2 separate regions of the Homo sapiens genome follow, and region 2 is linked to region 1. Evidence: chromatin loops called from intact Hi-C (ENCODE). Cell type or tissue: Calu3. All regions are shown on one strand. Each heading gives the region's core, and the rest is flanking DNA. Links, peaks and the distances in the headings are about the cores only. Region 1 overlaps LOC105373408 (a long non-coding RNA gene). Region 2 has its middle 48 kb from the start of LINC01871.

Region 1 (8,338 bases), core at 17-8,016:
TCAAGAAAATACAAAGTAAAATAACAATGAGACATCACCATTTTACAAGACAAATTAAAAAGTAATAAAACCAAGTATTGGGGAGTATGTGGAGCAATGAGGATACTTTTTGTTTGTTTGTTTGTTTCGAGACAGAGTCTCACTCTGTCACCCAAGCTGGAGGGCAGTGGCGCGATCTCCTCGGCTCACTGCAACCTTTGCCTCCTGGGTTCAAGCGATTCTCCTGCCTCAGCCTCCTGAGTAGCTGGTATTGCAGACGCCTGCCACGACACCCGGCTAATTTTTATATTTTTAGTGGAGACGGGGTTTCTCCATATTGGACAGGTTAGTCATGGACTCCTGACCTTAAGTAATCCACCCACCTCAGCCTCCCAAAATGCTGGGATTACAGGCATGAGCCGCTGTGCCTGACTGCAATGAGGATTCTTAAATGCTGGGAAAAGTACAAAATATCTATGAGAGTGTGGAGAAGCAGTTTGGCATTGTCTTGCGAATTTCAAGATGCACATAGGCTATTATAGCCCAGCAACTTTGCTTCCTGGCATATCCCCAGTGCATACCAGTGTGCATGAGCAAGAATGTTCATGGCAGCATTATTTCTAATAGCCAAAAATTGTAAACCATGCAAAGGTCCAATGACAGGACAATAGAGAAATATATCGTTATATACTTATACAATGTGTCCATAGAATGAAAAACTCAGCTGCAAAAATGAATTACTTGTGTTGATAACATTATCATGGCCAAATAACAAACACGGCATTGAATGTAAATACGAGACACAGAAGAAGACATCCATACGGTATGATAACCATTCATATAAAATTCTAACACACAACACTAAATTATTTAGGGAAATAATAAGACTAGAAAGAATGCAGGAGAATAATAGTAAAATATTCAAAGTGATGCTTATCTTTGGTACTGAGGTTGAGGTTTTGCATTGGGAATGATCACATGTGGCCTCCAAATCTCGGATAAAAGTGTTTTTACTATGCTGGGTGACATGCTTATATTTTTTATATACATGTACACTTTCTTTATATTCTTTTATATGCATAGTATCCACACAATAAAACAAAAAATTAGGAATCAAATCAGAAGTAAAAAGTAAACAAGGCACATCTCACATTTAGAAGGCAGTGTGCTTTGGGATGGTGCAAAGGTCTGAGAGGTGGCCAGGGAAAAGATGGCCAAAATGCGGATGGGGTGAAGACCATTGACTTTATGGAGGTCAAGAATTCAGCAGGTCCATATCTTTGGGTAGTCAACAAGGTGAGTATAGACAGCAACCAGGACGATCTGAGGCATCGACAGCATGTGGAACTGAGAAGGCATTGGGGTCTCTTTGCATGTAGGGGTCTACACATTGGATGCTGTTGGGAACAGCACTGGGGAAAGCCTTCACTCATTTTCAGTCACTCGTTTTTCTTCCAGAGGAGGGTCCCAAAGCTGTAAGAGAGAAAACTACTTGAGCAGAGGCCCCAGCTGGGCTGGTGGCCCCGAGGCTGACTGCGGTGTGTGCTCCTCCCTCAGGAGGCCATTGCCTTGCTTGACATCTCCTGGGCAAGTCTCCACAGAACCTCTTATCAAACTCCAAAGTCATCTTCTTCCACACGTATGTTCTAGTTTGAGTGGAAATGACAATAACCACGTTTGCGTAACCTACTGATTATGCCCAATGGATGGCAAGAGCTTTGTGTTGAGTGGCTCGTGTGTGCTAATTCTAATTATTCCCCATGATTTTTCTGTACAGTAGTTAGTTTCCAGACTGATGACGGGAAGAGTGCTCAGTGCAGATGGGAAATGCTTATTATGCTAATTGAGTTCTGCGTTGTTAGTGGAAATTATTAACTGGAGATGTTAGCAATACCTCTGGTAGAATTAAGGGGGTGACAAAGTAAAAGGCCAAGATAAATGGCACCATGTCTGTAGGATGGACTGGGCCAGGGCTCCAAGTTCAAAGGAAGAAAATAGAGATTTTGTTTGTTAAAAATTTTAATTTAAAGGGTATCACATTTTTATAGTAAAATTTACTGGAAAAGAGATAAAATGATAGGGAAATGGTTTCTGTTTATTTACTAATTCTAAATATGATAATTGCATTAAAATATAGTATTTTAACAAGAAGACACTTAGGAAATGTCAAGAAGAATAAAAGAGCAATAATCCAATGTAAACTCTAATATAACATCCATATAGTTAGACAGGAACACTGAACAAAAAAAGAAGAAAAGAAGTCAGATAGAAGAAGAGTCTCTAACAACATGTACAGAGGACAGTTGTTGAAACTAGTTGAAAAAATAACTTTAACTCCTACCAATATTCTGAAAAGCCAGAAATTGATTGTTTTTCTAGAAAAGTATAGATTAAAAATGGATTCAAGCAGGTAAATAATTTGAACATACCAATAAACATGGAAGGCCTTAAAAAATTCAAAGAATTCACTTTAATGAGTGTCCTGAAACGAGACAGTTCTAAAATTATGTTTTTTCATGCATTTGTGTTTTAGGTAAATCTGGTGTTTCATAGTATATTCCATAGAATATGATGGCGAGTAGGGAAAGAAAAAGAAATTTTATTTTATTTAATTATGAAGATAGCATAACCCTTATACTAAAATCTGAAAAATAAATTATAGAAAAATTATAGATCATCTTAATTTGATATGCTAATATCTATAATGAAATTAAACAATAAGGTATAAATATCCGTAACGAAATTGAACAGTAGAATATATAAAATATTAAAACCAGAAAGGGCTTATAACTCAGGAATTAAATAATCCTTCTCTATTAATTAATGTATAGCTACTTCACAATATACATTTCAAGAAAGATAACATATATTTAAAAATATGGTAGGTGTTAAAAATACTTGCTAAATGTTCATTTCCGTTTAAAAATGTAGTGTTACATAGTAGAATGGTAGCCTTTCAAAACATATGCCCACATCCTATTCCCTGGAACCTGCAACCTTACTTGGAAACAGAATCTTTGCAGATGTAAACAACTTAAAGACCTCGAGATGAGATCATCTGTATTATTTGAGTGGGCCCTAAATCCAATGACAAGCATATTATAAGAGACACACAGACGAAAGGCAGGCACAATACTAGGAAGCAACTAACCAGAGAGGCAGAGATTGGAGTGATGCGGCCATAAGCCAAAGGCCAGCTGGAGCTGCCAGAAGCTGGAAGAGGCAAAGGAAGAAAGTATCTGTTGCTTTGGAGGCACTAAAAGGACACCTTGATTTTGGACTGCCGGCCTCTAGAATATGAAAGAACACATTTCTGTTATTTTAAACCACCAGTTGGTGGTAAGTTTTTACATCAGTCTCAGAAAACTAATTTAAAAACTTTAAAGTATTAATAGATGGATACTTATGTATTATGATGAAAAGTATCTATCTGCCAACGCTGGACTCTGTAAGTGCTTAAAATATAACTGCAACTTCTCCTGGATAGAGCAAAGGATTTGATTGCTAAATCTTTTGGACCAATCATGAGTTTATGACAGTGGACAAGTTTGCTTGTAGGTAAACCTCACTTTCTTCATCTCTAAAACGTGGTTAACAAAACACCATTCAGAGTAATTATTACAATTTGACATAATGCATTAAAAAGTTTACACAGTTCCCAGCACACAATAAGCACGTGATAAATATATTCCATACACACAGATACACAAAAGGACATGGTACCTGGGGCCACGCTGATTGACATCTGGCAGCTTCTAATTTCATTATGTGGTTCAGTAAGACAAGTGCTATTGTACAAAAGTAAAGCTAACAAGCTTAAACCAAAGTTTATTTTTTTCTTCATATGACTCAAAAAGAAATAACATCAAAGAAAAATCAGTTACAATTACAAAATGACTAAACTATAAGAAAAGTGTAAGGACCTTTTGTATCGGCTATGAATGAGAACATACTTTCCCAAAAGCTGTCTTTAAAAGCTGTGAACACCAGAGAAAAGCAGTGCCGCACACCCAGGTGCTCTCTGTGGGCGTGCTCTGCAGATGACTTGGGGTTAGGAAAGTGAGTTTCTAGAATTCTTGGCTTGTGCATCTGAGAGGTACTTTCCTCGGCTTGTTTGTTTTGCGTGAAGAGTTGCTAGGAATGATTCAGAATGTACATGTTTGTGTAGTGAAAGTCCTGGGGTTCTGGCATCCAGTGAGGGTCCTGGCCCCTGTACAAAGTCTTCTTTCTCATGTGGGAGCTGGCTGCTCCCCGGAAGTGGGTATAAAAGTCAGACAGCATTCCTCTCATTCCCAACCAAACAGGTCTCTCACAGAGAGGGAAATAAATGTCCCACTGGCCTGTGTGGGGGCGTTCCGGAAAAGGGCCTATTTCCATTCTCCAGGCACTTCTACAACTGCCCTGATGTCTGGAAGAGCCTTCGTGATTGGTGAAAATACAACTGATTTTCTAGTAGAAATATAGCTTCCCTCCAGAAGATCTATTCCACCTGAGCAAGAAGCTGGTTCTTTAGGCTGAGGATGGTATGGAGACTGTCTTAGTCTGTTTTGTGCTGCTATAACAAAATACCAGAGACTGAATAATTTGTAAATAACAGAAATGTATTCCTCACAGTTCTGGAGGCTGGGAAGTCGAAGACCAAGGTGCCAGCAGATTTGGTGTCTGGTCTGTTTCTAAGGTGGCACCTTGTTACTTCATCTTCCAGAAGATACAAAGGATGTGTCCTCACATGACAAGGCCAAGTGAGCTGAATACTGCTTGAAGTCTCTTCTATAAAGGCCTCAATTCCATTCTCAAGAGAGGGGCCCTCATAGCTTAATCACCTCTTAAAGGTCTCATCTCTTACTACCACCACATTGACCATTAAGATTCAACACCTGAAGTTTGGAGGGGACCCATTCCAACCCTAGCAGGGATTACCTCTCCTGTCCTTCCACTCATCAGTGAAAGGATGCCTCTGTCCCCCTCTCCTGTTTCTGGACCTATTAGATTTAAGGACATTTAGAAAGGGAGAAATGGCTGAGGAAGTTAAAAAAAAATGGTTTGATAAACTGTGGAATAAAAATAATCTCCATAGAACTTAATTGGTACTTTTTACTTGAGGGAAATCCATGTGGCCCCAGTTAGCATGATTATTTTTGGTCATGCTTGACATCTATGTTTGCAAGAATATTAATTTATTTGGCTGACAAGCCATGAAATGTCTATCTTTATGTTTCCCATTTGGTTATTCATCCTATGCATTAGGGAAAACACAAAGAAACCTAAAGACACCAGTAGGTGGTCCAAGTGGGGAGGCAAACACTGGCAACTGACACATCTTGCTATGTGTAAAAATCTATGCTCACGTCGCTCTGTTTTATTCCACAGGTTGTGCTATTAGAGATTAGAGGAGTTAATGTAGGTGCAGCTTCCTCACAGAAAATGCAAGACACACAAGGGCTGCTTTCAGCATTCTGCTTGATCGTGCACAGCTAGACGCAGAGCACTCAGGAGCACACAGGAGGGTAATAAAAATCACATCCACCATGCTTTCTGGTTTGCAAAAGCCCTTTGGGAATGTCATCTCATGTGCCTGAATGCAGTGCTCCCTACCTCTGCTTCTCACAGTGGGGTTCTCCTTCCAGATCCTGGTGTCCAGGAGAAACCTAGACATGGTCTTTATCACATTCAGACACTTCTCCATCTGCATGAGCAAGTACAGGATAAGGTGCTATGTTTTACTATCTTTGTACTGTCAGGGATGCAGATGGATAAGTGGTATTTTGGCACTAATTTGCAAAGCTAAAGGCCCCAGCTCCTAGTTACAAAGAATTTTTTGCTTCTCTTTAGTGGTTTCCATAGCAGTGTGTTTCTCCCCACAGAACAAGCTCTGGAAGAATTAGCACAAGAGTTTTGGAGATGATACTACTTGTTTCATTTTACAGTGCTTACCCTTTGACAATAGCTGCGTTCTTTGCTACATCTGAGGTTCATGATATTTTTATACCAAATCAAGAACTTAATTTAAAATACTGTCCAAAATAACATCTCATACAAACTTGGAAATCTTGGGAAAAAAAAATAACCAACCATTATGAAACTTTTAACCCACTCTATAATTTCAAGGGATAAAAAGCTCTTTATGTGAAAATGTATTGATAACATTTTGCCAAACACACAAGGACTCGAATCTTTCCCATGATGAAAAGATTTCTTCACCCATTGGGAAGATGTGTTTGCTTCTTATTTCATTCAACAAACACTTACTACACACAAGGTACATGCCAGCATTGCTTCAACCCTTGGAGATATACAGCCCTAGGACATTGTCCTCAAAGAACAGCAAGAGTGTAGTGTGAGATTTTTTAAAAAGGAAAAGATGAAGGCAATATGGCAGTGGTTGAGGGAGGGCTTTCCAGTGTCTGTGGAGTATGATGGAGGGGCACGGAGGTGGGGGTGGCCGTCCTCACTCCTCCGTCTGCGTGGAGGGTCAAAAGAGGAAATATACCAGCATGTGCTGGATTTGTACTATAAGCCAGACACTGCACTGTGCTGGTGGACACTCCAGCCTTACACCTTGCAAGTATGTTTGTACATATAGATTTTAAGAATTCAACAATTCTAGGAGATAGCTAGCCTTAATCCCATTTTCCAAATGATAAAACTCAGGCCAAAAGTGTTCCCAAATATATTCCTTACCCATCCCATTCTAAAGCCAAGTGTTGTAACACCGCTTCACCAGTCTTCAAAAATATGTAGCAATTGTCCAGATTTCACCATGAGCAAATGGACAAATGCCCAAATTAGCAAAAGTCGGGGTTAAATTTTGGAATAACATTAATTCAGGATTAATTAGGATTAATCAATTAATTAGGATTGAGATGGGAAAGGAGCAGCGGCAGATTGGGCAACCCTGGCATGCTTCAGTCAGGAAGGAAAACTAAATGTGGGTTGGTGCCGAAGGATTTTATAATGGGGACGGATGTTTTTAGGCGATAGCAGGTAGACACTGCATTGACAGGTGAAAATAGGGAGCTGTTGCCCAGGGAAGACCCCTTCATGCCCTGGCTATGAGATGCAGAGGAGTCATTGTTGTACTGGCTTCATGATTCTTCAGGTACCAAAGTCTGAAAACAACATTGGGTTTAGTTCTGGAGGCCCGGGTGATCCCTTCCTTCCAATCAATTGCTCTTCCTTCTGCGGAAGAACTGAATAAAGAGGGAACTTTCCATGAGGCTGAAATGTCATCCTTTGATCTCCAATCCACTATGCACCTGGACTGGACTAGCCTCATGACACCAGGATAGGACCTAATTCCAGCATTCAAGCAACTCCATGTCTGTACATATAAAACATGATTAAGGGGCAATCAAATAAGGACCACCACCCCTTCTGCCTGGCTGGACAGCAGTCCTGGAGGGCAGTCAGGTCCCTGGTGGCTGCTCCTGCTGCTGCTCAGCACCAGGTGGGCACAGTGGTCCAGGAGGACTGTGGCCTCCACACTCCTAGACGGGGAAAGCCCCCATGTGGAGGCTCCCGCTTTGCAAGGGATTTGGGGGATTGCCTCTACAGGAGCTTTTTCAAATATGCATCAAGTGTAGACAGTTCTGCAGGCCTGGGACTTCTGGACATCCCGGACTTTAGTCTTTCAGGCTCAGCTCAGGTGCAATGGGTAGGCAGAGGCTTTGTTAGTGCTTTGGACCTCCTGGGACCTCCTAGGAGTTAGCAACTGTCATGTCCACAGCAAACCCTTGCTGCTTATGTCCTTGGACCTTGGGCACACGGCTCATCTGGAGGCTAGAGGGTGAGCAGATTCTGAACAGGGTGCAGTTGGGAGGTCCAACACCCCTCCTGGGCTCAATCAGTCACCTCCTTCCTGGTTATGGCTGGGACCAAGGCGCTGGGACCCTGGAACTGTGTGACCTGGGGCCTGGGACCCAGGCACTGAGACCTCAAGCTGTGACCAGGAGCTGCACCCAGGGAGCTGGGTGGGCAGGTGGAATTCTGGGCACAATCTTTGCCAGCTTTATCTTCCTGAGCAATGTAGAATAAGAACAGGGATAAGGGCTTCTCTGTCTGATTTCTGAGTAAAAGGGAACTGTCTATATTTTCACCGTTACGTATGATATTTGCTATAGATTCTGGTTTTCCTATTTCTAAAGTACTCAGTTTTCATACTAGCAGATTATGAATCTTATATGTAATTTTTCTGCAACTAGTATGAATATTTTTCCTTTTGACATCTATATATATGGTAAGTTTGTTAACACATTTGTAATGTTGTCATTTCAACCTTTAATTCCTGAATTATAACAAATTTGGCATGGTCTATTGTATTTTTTATTTTTTTTTGAGATGGAGTCTTGCTCTGTTCCCC
Region 2 (8,338 bases), core at 132-8,131, 52 kb after region 1:
GGTGTGAGCCACCGTGCCCGGCCCCTCCCTCTCACTTCTAAGTTCTGTTAGCACTTTTGTTATCTAGTTCTATTCTGGATGCCTGGCATTTTTTCATTGGTGTCCCATTTTCTTATGAACTGAATTGTGTGTTGAGGCCCTAACCCCACTGTGATGATATTTAAGGATAAAGCTTTTAAAGAAGTAATTAAGGTAAAATGAGATCACACTGATAGCCCTAATCCAATCTGACTGGTGTCCCGGTAAGAAGGGGAAGGCACCAGGGGAGAGGGTGATTGTGTACAGAGGAGAGGCCACATGAGGACAGAGCAGGAAGGTGGCGTCTGAGAGCCAAGAAGACAGGCCTCCAGAAGAACCAACCCTGCTGACTTCTTAACCTTGGACTTGAGCCTCTAGAACTCTGAGAAATGAATTACTATTGTTTAGGACATCACGTCTGTGGGACTTTGTTATGGCAGCCCTCACAGGCTAACATACCTTTCTCTGCCTTAAGCCAAATGGACCCTTAACTGCTACCCTCAATCCCAGGACTGAAGCCTGTCCTTCCAGAGAACTTCAGTCACTCACTCTTTGGTCTGGCTGAGTTTATCTGATTCTCCTCCACCCCCCAGAGGTAACGTCCTACTCACCTCACTGCACAGCCCCAAGTACCAGGGACAGGAAACTATCACGCATTAATCCGAGGGCAAATGAAGAGGCTGCAGCAAAGACGTCGCTTTAAGGGATGGCATTCATTGTCCATTCTGCTTTTTCTTTAAGGCCATTTATATTTGCTGTGCCCAGCAGCACACTCCACCCAAAGCGCTATAGCTGTCTGGTTTTCATGTTTCTTGGAGCTTCATCTGCAAATGGTGTCGAAGTTGGGGCAGGTAGTACAAAGCCCTTCTTCATCCTCCCACGAAGCAGTATCCTGCCTGGCCTCTGGCTCCAGTTCGGGTCTCCACCAGCCATTTGTGAGCACTGTGTCATTGCACAGTGGAGGTGAGGTCTGGAGCGAGTTAAGCAACATCTACTTCCGTCACTTTTCCTCCTAAACAACCAGAGAGAATCTCTAGTTTGTGCTCTTTATGTTAGGCCCTGCTCCAGCTTAGCTCTTTCTAAGCAGTCCCCAAATCCCCTGTGAAAACACCTTCAGGTATCCTTGCCCTCCAGTGCACAGGCATCCCCAGTTGGGTCAGAATCCAGCAGCAGACACAGATCAGGTTCACGCTGGGCAGTCTCTGCTTCTCATGCATGCCTGGTCGTCAGGGAGGAAGATGAGAGCGCCCAGAAGCCAGAGGAGAAATGAAAGAGGCTTTCACCCCCAAAATGAGCTTATAAGAAGACAGAAATTGGCTGAGCCAGGCGGTGGCTCACGTCTGTAATCCCAGCACTTTGGGAGGCTGACACGGGCGGATCACAAGGTCAAGAGATTGAGACCCTCCTGACCAACATGATGAAACCGCGTCTCTACAAAAAATACAAAAATTAGCTGGGCGTGGTGGTGTGTGCCTGTGGTCCCAGTTACTCAGGAGGCTGAGGCAGGGGAATCTCTTGAACCAGGGAGGCAGAGGTTGCAGTGAGCCAAGATCACACCACTGCACTCCAACCTGGAGAAAAAGTGAGACTCCATCTCAAAAAAAAAAAAAAAAAAAAAAAAAAGAAAAAGAAAAAGAAGGCAGAGATTCAGTTTCAGTCAAAAACAGAAAAACAGGAGAAAGCATGTTTGAAAGGATATCAATTATTATGACTTTAAAACCCCTCAGAAATATTTAGCCATGGAAGAAAATGCAATCACGAGACAAACATCTTGGAATCAACAAAGATAAAACTGATAAAATACCAGCCTCTTTTTCAAACAGGCACTGACAGAACCAATAGACACAGACAGCATCAGCCGTCTCGACCCTCACACTCCAAGATGTACTTACAGACAGATTCTTGTTTTGCCTTAAAATAAATGCACCTACTATTGGAAAGTTCCTCAGAGAGCAAGGCCAGGATGAGCACCCCATGGTGTAAGCTTGGTTCAGCGGAGAGCGGAGACAGGCCTGGATCAAGGTAGCGATGTGATACCCACCGACCACCCTCATCTTCCTAAGCCTCTGTGTTCTTTATCCCCTCTGTGCTATAAAGATTAAACAAGAATACGGTGTAACATGTCGAGGATAGATCAGAAACAGCCAGAAAGTATGAGGAGGTGCTCAGATCAGTCTGGTCCAGTTACAGACCCTTTTTTGAGCCTAGAAAAATCTTTGTGCTGAATCTGGCCCAGGCTTTATGAACCCTTTCTGGCTGTTCCATGCCTCTTGAACACCCAAGTTTGCCACAACTAAATGCAGTAGTTACAGCGTTTTCAGGAAACCATTCAGAATAAAAGGGAGACTTCTATGCTTACACAGTGTGTAATTATCTCTAAAAATGAACCTTCTTTCCTGAAAAGAGGACATCCAGCCAAGAGTCTTGTGAGTTCTGTGTTGGACACATGGGAGAATGAAGTTGCCTGCCTGGCGTACGTCAGTGCCTTTGGATGCATTTTTTAACTTTAAGTTTGATATCATATTTATTTTTCCTGATTACAAAAGTATGAAAATTTGTAAATCATAAAATACAAGCAAGAAGGGCCTAAAAAAATAGTTGAAGGGCCTAAAAAAAAAAAACAGATCTTGTTGGTGCATTTTGTGTGCCATTTTCACTATAACATCTCTATTATTAAGATAGAAACCTCTCTCTCTCTCTCTCTCCCCTCCCTCCCCTCCTTCCCCCCACAACCCCCCCACCCCGCCACACACAGCAGAGGCTGCTCTGTTTTGCTTACCTTTCACATTTTGCTCATCCTAAAAGACTCAGCTCACATCCCACCTTCCCACTGAAGCTTTCCGTGAGTTGCTGTTAATGCCTTCTTCGCAACTCTCCCTTCCACGCTTAAACATGTATTGCAGAAATGGTTCACAGCTTCCTTACAATTATTTTAAGTTCATCTCCTATACTAGATTGTAAATTTCATAAAGGTAGGATTGCATAGCATATTTCCTTGTACTTTTTGTGGCAGTGGAATTTTCCTATGAAGGAAGAAAAAGTGTGGAGGTTAAGAGCTGGCTAAAATGACATTGGATCAATTAACAATGAGTCCAAAGACTCAACGCAAGACAGACAATAACAATTCAAGTTCGTTCTTTTCATGGAAAGGAACTTGATAAGATTTCTTGTGGAATTTTTTATTTTATATACTTGTCACACTGAAAATTTAATATGTATTTTTCTAGCTGTTTAATATCTGATGCTCCTATTAGATTCAATTTCCAGAAGGCAGGCCCCTGATTGTTTTGCTCACCTGAGCAATGTCTCTTCAGCACCCAGCGCAGGCCCCATGAGCACAAGTACTCACAGAATAGAGAAACGAAGGCATGCCCAGCACCCTAGAGGAAGGACTGTCATAAAGAAAGAAAGAAAGAAAGTCACATTTCTGAGAACTACTGTGTGCATGTGTGCATCAGAGTGTCCTAATGTCAAATCACCTCTGTTGAGTCCCTCATAGGGTAAAACTTTCAGGGAGGGCCAGGATGTCTGCAGAAACGTTTCAGGTCCACATTTCTCCAAAGATAGAATGCACAGCTTTTAGAGACAGCTGACCTTCCATTGCTAGGGGCTTCTTAGTGGAAGTGTGCTGGAGACCATGGCTGGGGAACTGGGCTCAGTGAATTGCCATATCCTTTTCTAAACAAATGATTTTAGAATTTTATGACCAGGTGTTACCATAGTAAGACCTGCTCAGTAAAAAAACAAACAAACAAACAAACAAAAACAAAAAACACTATAGGGCTCTATCCAAGGTGCTTGTCTAACTCTCTAACCCCAGTTTCAATTTCTCGCCCTTAGGGGCAAATTGGCAGGTTGTCCCCTGCTCCTCCTGGCCCACACAGCCTTGCTTATTTGTCTCTGTGTGATTTCCTTCTGAGGTATGGCCTCAACATTCCTCTCAACATAGAGTCTGGAGAGCCACATCTGTAGACCTGTCTGGGCTCATGGGAAGTTGACTTGCGCTGTGAAGCTCTTGTAGGGCCACCTGCCACACCCCTCTGATGACAGGGGTCACTCACTGGGCTTGAATCTTCCCTTTATTTCTAAATTCACTTTTTTCTTCTCATTTGTCTGCATTTCCTTTTCTTCTATTGTCATGGTTCTCAGACTTGCAGGTGCTTCAGATCACCTTTGGCACTTGTTAAAACACAGCTTGCTGGGCCCCAGCACCAGAGTTTCTGATTCAGTAGGGAATTTGCATTTCTAACAGATTCTAGGTGATGCTGCTGTGGCTGGCCAGGGGGGCCCGCCTTGAGAGCCACTGCTGTGCTGTGACCCAGGGTGTAAGAGAGAAGCACCTACTGACCATGGACCCATGGCCAGGAACTCCGCATGGAAAAGGACAGCAGGGGTAGCCGCCCACAGGGAAGAAGCGAGCTGCTGCCAAGTGAAACCTGTGGCCAGCCCCACCTTTCTTAGCAATTCAAGCTCTGAATCAAAGTTCAGGCCAACCTTGGGAATTGTGGTTTTTAGCAACTTTGCTGAAACCAAAAACATTGCCCAACTTGAAGTGTCAAAAGCCTGCATCAAGCACTGGCTCTTCCTCTTTTCTTCCGTAGGAGCCTCCACTCCTCCGTATATGAAAGTTTCAACTGCTGTCGTCCTGAGGGTTTGGCAAGGAGGGACATTCCACAGTTGTGAGATGACTGTGTTCTAGAGAGTTGACAATGCGGCATTTGTGTGTGTGGCGACTTCCTCCATAGAAAAACTCCAGAGAGCCTCCCTTCCGATGCTGCTGATACCCTTCCTTCCCAAGGTTCAGAATCAGGGAGTCCATTTGAGCAGAATCTTAAACAATATCACACACTTATGGAGCCACATCAAGCTGGGACATGCCACTGGGTCTAGAAAAAAATTTTGAGAAAGTATTGCTGTCATAAAGCTGATGTGTTTTGCTGTGTTAGAAGGCAAGATAATCTTGCAGAGACACAGAACCAGATAATTCCTTTTAAAGCAAGGTCATGAATAATATATATAGATAGCCATAGTCGCTGAGGGAAGATAGCAGAAGAAATAAATAGAAGAGCTTTAAAAATTGGAAAGAACTTCATAAGAACAGCAATCTGGGGCCAGTCTTGGGGGAAATTTACTCTTGCAATCTAAAATGTCTGAGGGTAGTATTAGGCATGCTGTAGTGGATGTAATGTTCCAAATTCATGTGGGTCACCTTGAATTATAAGCAGAAGGCTCAACTAGGTTCACTATTCTCAATTTGAGAAGGCAAAGACATGCATACTCCATTCTATTAAGATTTCTACAAAACTAGAGAGGGGAGTATGGCTTAGCGATTAAAAGCCAAGAGTGTAGAGCCAGGCTGCCTGGATTTGAATACCAGTTCTTCCACCTACCAGCCATGTAATTCTAGGTAATCTATTGGATGTCTCTGAGCCTCAGTATTGTCATCAGTAAAATGGAAAAATGATAGTTCCTACTTTATGTCGTTTTTAGGAAGACAAAAAGCTTCAATATATGTAAAGTGCTTTGAATGGCACATATTACAACGTTGTTTATTAAATATCTGCTATAGTAGTTAATGAAGTACTGTAGTTATTTGTTAAATAAATACTCGAAGTTGAATTTTAGATGGGTCATGCTTTTAGCCATAACATTCTGTTATGGAGAGAATTCCTATGCTGTGGGAGCTCCATATTTTCTGAAACTGGTAGGAAATCAGAAGTCTTGGCTGTTATCCTCTAAGTAGAGAGAACATGGGCCTTGGAGTCCAACAGGTTTAGGTGCAAATCCTGGCTGTGCCAGTTCCAGTTCGATGACCCTGGGCAAGACGACCACCCTCAGTGAACTTCAGTCTTGTACTCTCTGACATAAATGTCAATGATTTAATTAAAGCACCTGATAAAATTTGAAATATTCACGAAGCCATCTCTAAGTGGGGGCTCATGTCAGTGTGGGTGGCAGGCAAAAGGAGTTATTACTGTAAGCTGAGGAAAGCATGGCAAAGCAATACATGCTGAGAAGCCTGAGGTGTGAACGGGGAAGGGCCCAGGGCTGAAAATCACCCGGACGACATCTGCTTTGCCCTCCTCCTCTCCAGGTGTGGCATTGGTGAGAGCACCCACTGCATGGATGCTGACCACCTGCCTGGCAGCCTCTCAGCACATTCCAGTCTGTTTTGTGAAATCAGGTGCAGATAAAAGCCATACTGAGAAAGCACCCAGAGGCCTGAGCTTTTGCCCCATCGTTGACTTAACTGACTGTGAACTTGGGCAAGTCACTTTTCTTTTCTGATGTTCTTTTATTCTGTCTGCAAAATAGCATGCCTGAGGCCCGTTCTTGTTCCAAGCCTGCTAAAATCAATTGCCCTGCCCAACAAGGCTGTGCATGAGCTTTAATTGCTCTGGGGTGTGCTGCATTGTTCTTACCTAGCTTTGTTTGTCTATGTGCTGGCTTAATGAATCTTCATCATGTAGCCTCTTCAGTTTTCTAGCCTTTGTATTTATGTCCATCAGCCCTTGCCATGGAAGGCCAGCACCTGGCCACATCGTCCTCCCTCTGTCCAAATCTCATGTCCCTTCGCCAGTTCCCTGAGTGCTGTCATCAAGGGACAGTTTAGAATTTCAAAATACTTTAGACAACAAAGGAAAACTAGGATATGGCAAAATCACATCTAACAAATATATTTCTAAAGGGTGTGTGAAGGAAAACCCAAAGGTTAGGTTAGAAATTTTAAGCCTTATTTCATCATTATTTGCACCTTATCTTCATCATCCATAGGATGGGGACAAACAAAAGCAATCTAGCAGAGTGATCTGTACAGTAAGGTCGCTAACTTGTGGTTTTTGAGTATAGTGACTTTTGCGATTGAGTTGATCATTTTATTATTTTCTTTATATGTTTTTACTTTTCTTAGTTAATGTCAATATAGATTATAAGACAAAGTGAGCTTTGGAATATCTCACAGGAATTATTGCAGTGTGGAGGCTATGGAGGGGTAGAACCTGACAGAGGGCTTGCTCTGCTGACCCTTGGCCAGCGGGGACCCAGACAGAGCACTGGATTTGGGTTTGGGAAAGGTGGACTGGGATCCTGGTCCCATCACATGTTAACGATGGGGGATGGTGCAGTTTTCCCGACCTCGGAGCTTCAGCTTCTCATTTGAGGATGAGTAAAAGTGGTGATCTGCTGGCCTGCTATGAATCTCACATGGATGAGGAAAGTTAGATCATAGAGGGAGTCCATCCACCATTCCTTAGATACAAATGAAAAGGCTGCTGCGGGTTCTAGAATAATTGTTGCACCCGCTGCCAGGATCTTAATGGAATGTGGGTTTTCCCCTACTTTTCAAGGTTTTCATTTCTGTTTTCACTACAGTACTGAGAAGAAAAAGCCCAGATCCTCAGAGCAGCAATCATAGCTTTTCACAGCCTTTTCCATGGCTGTTTTTTTTTTTTTTTTTTTTACTTAAAAATTGTCTTGAAAATGCAACAGATATAATTTTGTTTTCTTTTGCAAGTTAAAATTCAAATACTTTCTAAATGCAAAAATGTTCACATGCTGTCCTGTTTGTTGGCAGCTGCAGAGTTACCAATATTTAGGGGAAAGCACTACATAATCTGAGGTTTTTACTTTTTTTCATCTAGTGAATTTTCTTCACAACTTTACAATTGGTCTTTGGTCTATTTCTTCAACTTTAAGCAAACAAAAACAATTGACAGATGTGAAATTATACCACGGCAGGCATTGCCAAGTTAACTTTTTATCTGTTTCTGCACAGGCATCTTAGCTTTGGCCTTGAGCATTGCTACCATTAATATTTTGATTTTTAGGAAACTAATTTGAGAATTTGTTGTTTCTTGCCCAGTATGTTTTGTTGGGTTACACAGCTCTCTTCATGAGCTGATATGGTTTGGCTCTGTGTATCCACCCTAATCTCATCTCCAGTTGTAATCCCCACATATTGAGGGAGGGAGGTGATTGGATCATGGGGCGGTTTCCCCCATGCTGTTCTCCTGAGAGTGGGTAAGTTCTCACAAGATCTGATGGTTTAATAAGGGGCCCTTCTGCCTTCACTTACACTCTCTCCTGCCGCCTTGCGAAGAAGGCGCCTGCTTCCCTTCTGCCATGATTGTAACTTTCCTGAGGCTTCCCCAGCCAAGCAAAACTGTGAGTCAATTAAACCTCTTTCCGTTATAAAGTACCCAGTCTTGGGCAGTTCTTTATAGCAGTGTGAGAATGGACTAATACATAAGCTAATTAAAACAGTAATGTGCAAGCTGATCAAAGCTCCATCTTCCCACTTGGGTACCCTTCCTGCAAAGCA

What was found. Hi-C counts contacts between places; a loop is a spot of excess contacts. Peaks named below come from ENCODE experiments on the same cell type or tissue, not always from the same donor. Only the 100,000 strongest peaks of a DNase experiment are listed, where the experiment ranks them.
Region 2: it touches region 1 in a loop (10-fold over the local background); 3 of 110 quality-filtered maps call a loop at or near these places.

Annotation. Positions count from the first base shown.
Region 1 is chr2:7,821,636-7,829,973 of GRCh38, reverse strand. LOC105373408 (a long non-coding RNA gene) reads left to right here. Exons shown (of 4, transcript XR_922750.1): 2 at 1,438-1,618; 3 at 5,350-5,486. Among named protein-coding and RNA genes, the nearest start is that of LINC01871, 100 kb to the right of the region's middle. In Calu3, for the core only: no CTCF peak of the experiment used is centred there; a DNase peak (open chromatin) is centred at 4,163.
Region 2 is chr2:7,769,817-7,778,154 of GRCh38, reverse strand. No RefSeq gene overlaps it. Among named protein-coding and RNA genes, the nearest start is that of LINC01871, 48 kb to the right of the region's middle. RefSeq lists an enhancer at 4,404-4,453. In Calu3, for the core only: no CTCF peak of the experiment used is centred there; a DNase peak (open chromatin) is centred at 4,554.